Regions from separate parts of the Homo sapiens genome. Here region 1 is linked to region 2. The links are chromatin contacts, found by Hi-C or POLR2A ChIA-PET in ENCODE. All regions are on one chromosome and are shown on one strand. Each heading gives the region's core, a stretch centred on a gene start or an enhancer-like site at or near the end of the contact. The rest is flanking DNA. Distances are from core to core; before and after follow the strand shown. Region 1 holds the start of PRDM11 (PR/SET domain 11). Region 2 has its middle 43 kb from the start of PRDM11.

Region 1 (3,488 bases), core at 440-2,939, 43 kb before region 2:
GGACTCAGGGATGGAGACACAAGGCTCAGAGAGGCCAAAGACAACGATGTGAAGTCCAAAGTCAGACAGTGACTATGAGGAGGAGGTAGAATTCAAAGAGAGAAAGCCTTTCCATTAAACTGAATACAGCAAGAGGTCTGGGCTCTATTCCCAGAAGGGAAGGTTTCTACACGTGCCCTATAGAACTCTGCTTGTCCACCTTTCAGAGAGTCGGCGGGCAAAGACTGTGCCCTGCTCCCCAACTACGACCCTACACCTCCAACAATGACCCTAGGAAAGCCCGAACCTTCCTCCCTCCCAAGAGGAAATGTGGGCAAGGACCAGCTTGGTTGCTACAGGCATCATGCTCCACAGAAAATTCTTCTGTCCCCAAACCCCCAAAGTTTATAGGGTTTCCAGGTACCAAGAGCAATCTCTCATCATTGCCTCCTGGCCCCACGCACAAAGGGCTGGGTGTGTTTCCTTACAGCCACTCTAAATTATACAGCACAGCCTTTCTCCACACGAAGCAAACGTCTAGGAAAGAGGAGACGTTTCACATTTTTCTCCCCTAAATCCCAGCCCAGCCTGGGGGGTTCTAAGCCCCCATCTCCCAACTGGGCTCTAGACACACACCAGCAATTTTTCACCAGCATCGCCCAAGACATTGGTATTCTCTTTGCAGCGACTCGCCTAGAGCACGCTGGCCTTGACCGGAGAGAGGTCATTGGCCGCTAAGTTTCTGCAGTTTCTGCATAGGAGAGTACCTTGGGGACTGCGAGTGGGGGGTGGAGGCTACGCTCCGGAGAGGTTTCCCGAAGAGTCTACACCGCAACTGACACTTAAAACGCATTCCAGAAATGCCCTCCGGCTCGGCCACGCTTCGCGGGCAATCGCGAACCGCGATGGAGAAGGCTTCGTCGCATCCCAAAGGACGCCTCCCACCTTCATCCCCGAGCACCCCGCAGCAGCCCCCGGCGCGGGGCCGAGGGCGTCCGCGAGAACTAGGCCGGCGGCCGCGGCGAGCCCTCTGGCGTCGGCGTCCGCGCCCCGCCCCGTCCGTGTCACCGCGTTCTCATTCCGAGCGCTCGGCCCGGGCCGCCACTCCCATTGGTCGGCGGCCACGTCCGTCAGCGGGCGCGCCGCTTGCGGAGAGAAAAGGCTACATTGTAACAAGGCGAGGAGCGAGCGAGCTGGGAGGAAGGAGGCGGAGGGCGGCCCCCGGCTCCCGCGGCGGCGGCAGCTACCTGCCGAGGGTTCACCCACCTCGCGGCCACGGCGGGCCGCCCCCCACCCCGCGCCGGCGCCGTCCGGACCCCCGCCCCGCGCCCGCGCCGAGACCCCCGGCCGCCCCCGCCCCCAGCCGCCGCTCCCGGCCCCCGCACCGGCGGCCCCCGCGCTCGCTGGCAAACTGCCGAGCGCTCTCCGAAGCCATTTTCAATGGCCACATTGGCTACCGGGGCTGACTCACCTTCCCGGGAATGCTGCGGCAGCCGCGGGGCCCGGGCGGCGAGAGCGGCCCGGCGGGCGGCTCGGCGGAGGCGGCGCGGCCTCGGCTGGCGGCCCCCGCGGAGGGAGCGGCCGCGCTGCGGGCGCGCTGGTCCCCGGCGAGGCAAAGTTTCAGCGCCAGCCTCGGCGCGGCGGCGGCGGCGACTCGCTGCTGCTCTCCTCCCCTGCTTTGACCACCATCTTATTAGTACAGGAAATGACATGGAAAACGGAAGAAAGCGGCGTTTGGGGCAGACGCGGACCCCCCAATTCAGGGGCCGGAGCCGGGACTCACCAGCCGCGTCCCGACCCGGCCCCGGAGAAAACTCCCGGGGCCCCTTAGGCCCGCGCCCTGCCCGGAGGGGGGAACCCGGCTCTCCAAACCCAAAGGGAGAGGGAGCGTTTTATAATCCAGCCCGTGGAGAAATCGAGAAAAAAATAGATGAAAAAAAGAAAAGGTTAAGAGAGAACTTTCGAACTGGGATACTTTTTTGGGGTCAGAAGTAAAAGTTCTCAAATTTTAATAAAGTCATTGTGAGGGGGGCTCCCTGGCTCTCCCGGTCGCGTGGCTGTCCATTTGGAACCAAATAGTCGGGGGGAGTCGACGCGTTTGGATTTTTAACCCTTTCAGGGCTCCGCGGCTGGCCCCCTCCCGGTCCCATTTAACCCTTTGAATGCTCAGCAGTTTGGAGATACAAACTGAAGTTGCGAGACGCAGGCGTCCCGCGAAGGCTGAGGGTGAGGGGCTTGGGGTTCGTTAAAAATATTAACTCTTTATGTGGGGTTGCGGTTTTGTAGTCACGAATCGCACATGTTCTTCAAGTCAAAATATGTTACAGAGGGAGAGAGATTCTGAGAACTGGAGGGGCTGGTCCCTGGCTGGCTTGGAAAAGATGTTTAAGCGGCATTCACTTGCTCGATTCCTCAGTTTCTCCATCTGTGAAATGGGATTCGACATCACAGAGAGGGGGTGAAGAGGGAAAGACTGGGCCGGGGGTGGAATTGTCACAGAGTGCTTGAGTGCTTGACATGCTTTCCTGAGCGCCTGGAAAACTGACAGGTTGCGATGGGGCTGGAAGCCTTGGAGGAGGGCAAGGGACACTGCAGGGTGGCGTAACCAGGACAACCATTCCCCAATCAACCCCTTTCTCGTGGCGTCCTCTACAAGTCCTGTGGCCCAATGGCGACGTCTCTCCTACCAAGGGAGGATGCTCTGTGCAAGCTCCAAAATTGGGGCAGTAAACCCCAGTTGGTGATTCCCAGGAAGGCACCTGGGCGAGGCGCTGTCCAGTGCTTTCCCCAAACATCCACGAAGCCCTGCAAGAGTTGCCCAGACGGCCCCCAGAGGGTACTACCCCAGGGAAGCCTCCTCCCAAGGCGGAAGGAGTTCCGTGTCAACCTTGCTGCTGGCGATCCGCAGATGGGCGTTCATGGTCAGATGGGCGTTCATGGTCAGATGGGGGTGCTCATGGCTTTTGGAATCTGGATGTGGAGCTGGAGGCGGTGGGGGTGATGAGGGAGGGAGCACTGTGGGTACCACATCATTTGTTTCCCTTGACTCTGGCGTCACAAACACAGCTTCTTGGAATCTCATGCCTGTTACTGGCTGTGTGATCTGGAGCAACTGGCTTCACCTCTCTGAGCCTTTATTTCCCACATCTGCAAAGTGGTGCACAGTAATACCCACGTTCCTGGCTCTGTGTAAGGAGCCATGAGAGTGTATTTAAAGGGCCCAGCACCCAGCTGCTCTCAGTAGATGCTCAAGAGACAGTAACAACCCTATCGTTATATGAGGTTCAATGCAACTGTAAGTTTCCTGAGTATTTCTCTGCTTGGTGCCAGGCAGAGTGTCGGGTACTGGGGGACGGGGGTTGGGGGAGGGGTTCCACGATTAGAATGACAAGATCCTTCAGGCAGGTCTTGGTCTGCCCAAGAGATGAAGGCACTCGCAGATAACTTCAATTAATTCAGAACTGAATGCACCTCCAGTTGCACTGAGCATGGTTTTGGATGCCAAGTGC
Region 2 (3,418 bases), core at 867-3,366:
GATGAGCTCAAGGCTTTTGCAGCACCTGGTGGCTATGACCAGTTGGGTGGCCTTAGGTAGGTCATGGGGTGCTATGGTCTGAATGTGTACTCCTCAAATTCCCACATTGAAACCTAATCACCGATGTGATGGTATTAGGAGGTGGGGCATTGAGGAGGCAATTAGGCCATGAGGACAGTTGACTGGGATTAGTGCCCTTATTAAATAGGTCTGAGGGAGCTCTTTCATCACTTATACTCTGTGAAGATACAGCAAGAAGTGCCATCTGTACATGAGAAAGTGGGTCTTCACCAGACACCAAATCTGGGGCACCTTGATCTTGGACTTCCCAGCTCCCAGAACTATAAGAAATACATGTTTGCTCTTTGTAAACCACCTAGATTATGGTATTTTTGTTATAGCTGCCCAAGCAGACTAAGACATGGGGCCACTGGCCCCGTGATGGGAATGGGGTGGAATTACATGACCCCTGTCCAGGATGCAGGAGGAGGAGATGGTCCCAGGAGCTCCGTGAAGGAAGGAGGCCTGGGAAGCTGCTTGGACATCACAAGGCATCGAGAACCCAACTCTGGGTCCCCGATCTGAATTAACCTCAGGGCTGGGATGATATTCCTATTGCTTTTCTAAAGTGCCCCACCCAGTCCCTTTAGCCGTATTGGTGGTTCTGTGTCATCTGCAGCACTGAGGTTTCTGGGCAGGTTTTAGGCCACCTCCCCCCAAAACCTTTGTTCCTCTTCCCTGGGCTGTGTTTCTGCCATGAGTCACCTTGGGGCTGAGGTCCCAGGTGGGAGATGGGTCATAGCTGGGTGGGGTCTGAAGTGTCTGTGCCTCAGTTTCCTCATCTGCAAAATGGAGAGGCTCTTGCCCATCCTGTAAGGTCAGTAGGAGGACCAGAGTCTTCACTCCATGGTCTCACTCAGCTATCACAGCAACCTTGAGCAGCAGGAAGGGCACGTGTCCTCGTCCCCATTTTGCAGATGAGAAACCCGACCCCCATGGATGAGAAGCAGCTTGCCCCCTTTCATCCAGAGGATCCTGAATTCAGACCCAGATCTGCCTGTCCAGCCCTGTGCCCTGTGCTGCCCTGCTGCCTTCTTCTGCCCTTACTCCTTCTGGCCAGCTGATGCCTGCTTTCTTGAGAGAAGTTCCTCTGGTGCCTCATCACCTGGAAGAGCCAGGTCTCCTGGGAACAAGTGGACAACATTTTGGTCTTGTGCTTTGCCAGGTGCAGTGGCCCTTGAGGGCTAGCCTGTCCACACAGCTCTGTTGCCCTGGGCCCTGCTCAGCCTATCCTAGCTTGAGGGCTATGCCCAGGCGAAAAAGTCTAGGGCACGGAATTAGATCATCTAGAGCAAGTTTTCACCAAGCCTCAATCCCTCAGCTATAAAAAGTAAGTCAACTTACAGGGTCATTGCAAAATAAAGCACAGCTATATTTGAAAGTGCTGAGTGACAGCAGGGATAACCATCGCCCTCAATGCATCCTGACTTGGTGCCAGGCCCTGAGCTAAGCCCCTTTCTTACATGATTTCTCTTGGTTTTCACCGTTAAAGGTAGATTAGTGTTATTGCTTCCTTTCTTGTTGAGGTATAATTTTTATATATATAATTTATATATAATATATATGTTATATATTATATGTTTATATTATATATACTATATATAGTATTACATATAATGTATATATTATATATACAGTAAAGTACACAAACTTTGTGTACAACTCAATGACTTTTTAAAACCGTGTGACCATCAAGACAGAAGTATTTCTGACACCCTCAAAGGCCCCCTCAAGCTCCCTCTTGGTCAATACCCTGCCAAAGGTTAACACTTAAGTTTGGGTTATTTTTCCTGGTTTTACAGATGGGGAAACTGAGGCTCAGGGAGGAACTGTGAACTGCTCAAAGTCACAAAGCTGCAAAACGGTAGGGCCTAGATTTTTCTGTCTCTACCAAAGCACATGGTGATCCATATAGGCTATACAAGTTATTTCCTCTTCCTCTTTCCTCATCTCCCTCTCATCTTCCTCCTCTTCCTCCTCCAACTTTTCCTCCTTCACCAGTCCCCCCATTTGCTGTAGTTTCATATGTCTACCATCAGATGGCGCCAAAGGACCAACTGCAGAGTCCAGGTTGGGCTCCAAGGCCGGGGAGGAGGCAGGCCCGGCGGGGTGGTCAGGGTTTCTGGGCTTTGGGGAGGGATGCAGGGGAAAGCTGCTGGTGACCATCCTGAGTCCTGTCCAGTAGACATGGCAGAGGCAACTGTCCAGTGATGACCAGACAAGAGAATGAAAATGCAAGGCTAGGGCTCACGATTATATGAGCACTGGGCTGGGAGTAGAGAGACTTGGGTTCTCTGTTACTCTCATCACACTCTGAGTCAGCTTCCTGCCCACACAGTGAGTGGGCCTTCCCCCTCCAGGGTAAACAGTCCTGCCTGTCTCTCTGCATCTGCTCTTCTGTACATCAGGCCTGCTCTCCCTTCCTCGGTCGACCAGTTCACACTAATCAGCTTGGCAAGCCCAGCCCAATTGCTGCCATTCCCAGGAAGCCTTCCCTGACTGCTCTGGCATTGAACTGATTACCTTGGCTGCCCCTGTGCAATGGGCCAGGCACCACCTTCTGTGGCCAGAGGCTCGCCTGGCGTTTCCAGCATCCACCAGGGCGGCCAGCACAGGGCTGGGGGCCCAGGGTGTGTGTCACAGGTCATCTGGACCTAATGGACTGGGATGGCAGGGGGGAAGGAGGCTGTGGCACGGTGCAAGGGGGGCTGGACCTAATGGACTGGGGTGGTATGGGGGAAGGAGGCTGTGGCACGGTGTGAAGGAGGCTCCCACAGAAGACGTTATTGCTCTTCTACTCCCTTCCTGGGAGTGGCTGGATTGCAGAGGGCAGTGTTGGGGCCCCAGCTGGGGTGCTTCCCCTCATGCCGGCCCCAGGGAGTGCTGCAAGGCTGAACTTTAGTCTTTCCTCATCTGTGTCCAGCTAGCATCTCCCCGGGAAAGCCAGCTTTCCAGAAACTAAGACAGGAAGAGCCTTTGGGGATCATTAAACACACATCGGCCCAGGTCACACAGGCTTTCGGCAAAGAGCCTGTGACTCTGCTCAGCCTCCAGCTCTGAGCCCTGAACGCCTTCTTCTTCCTCCGCTCAGCCTCCAGCTCTGAGCCCTGAACGCCTTCTTCTTCCTCCGCTCAGCCTCCAGCTCTGAGCCCTGAACGCCTTCTTCTTCCTCCGCTCAGCCTCCAGCTCTGAGCCCTGAACGCCTTCTTCTTCCTCCGCTCAGCCTCCAGCTCTGAGCCCTGAACGCCTTCTTCTTCCTCCGCTCAGCCTCCAGCTCTGAGCCCTGAACGCCTTCTTCTTCCTCCGCTCAGCCTCCAGCTCTGAGCCCTGAACGCCTTCTTCTTCCTCCGCTCAGCCT

Evidence for each region. A loop is a pair of places that touch in the nucleus more often than their neighbours do. ChIA-PET counts read pairs that join two places held with the same protein, here RNA polymerase II (POLR2A). Pooled maps may share reads with other maps.
Region 1: a map of dorsolateral prefrontal cortex shows a loop between it and region 2 (3-fold over the local background). The contact joins the promoter of PRDM11 here to the enhancer-like site in region 2. A Hi-C loop is called at or near these places in 4 of 168 maps with a recorded cell type or tissue (CD4-positive, alpha-beta memory T cell, dorsolateral prefrontal cortex and naive thymus-derived CD4-positive, alpha-beta T cell), 3 of 37 single-sample maps with no recorded cell type and 10 of 50 pooled maps. POLR2A ChIA-PET finds 5 or more read pairs at or near these places in 2 of 52 experiments (T-cell and activated CD4-positive, alpha-beta T cell).

Annotation. Positions count from the first base shown.
Region 1 is chr11:45,144,840-45,148,327 of GRCh38, reverse strand. PRDM11 (PR/SET domain 11) reads right to left here and starts at 1,689. Exons shown (of 8, transcript NM_001384648.1): 1 at 1,451-1,689. It overlaps LOC105376652 (a long non-coding RNA gene), which reads left to right and starts at 1,545. Exons shown (of 6, transcript XR_931241.3): 1 at 1,545-3,274. RefSeq lists silencers at 939-1,128, 1,209-1,288.
Region 2 is chr11:45,101,974-45,105,391 of GRCh38, reverse strand. It overlaps a transcript of PRDM11 not described here. Among named protein-coding and RNA genes, the nearest start is that of PRDM11, 43 kb to the left of the region's middle. RefSeq lists a silencer at 2,040-2,334 and an enhancer at 3,130-3,418. Within about 2 kb of position 2,116, at least 7 of the 41 ENCODE cell types and tissues checked have a DNase peak (open chromatin) inside an H3K27ac peak, as active enhancers do.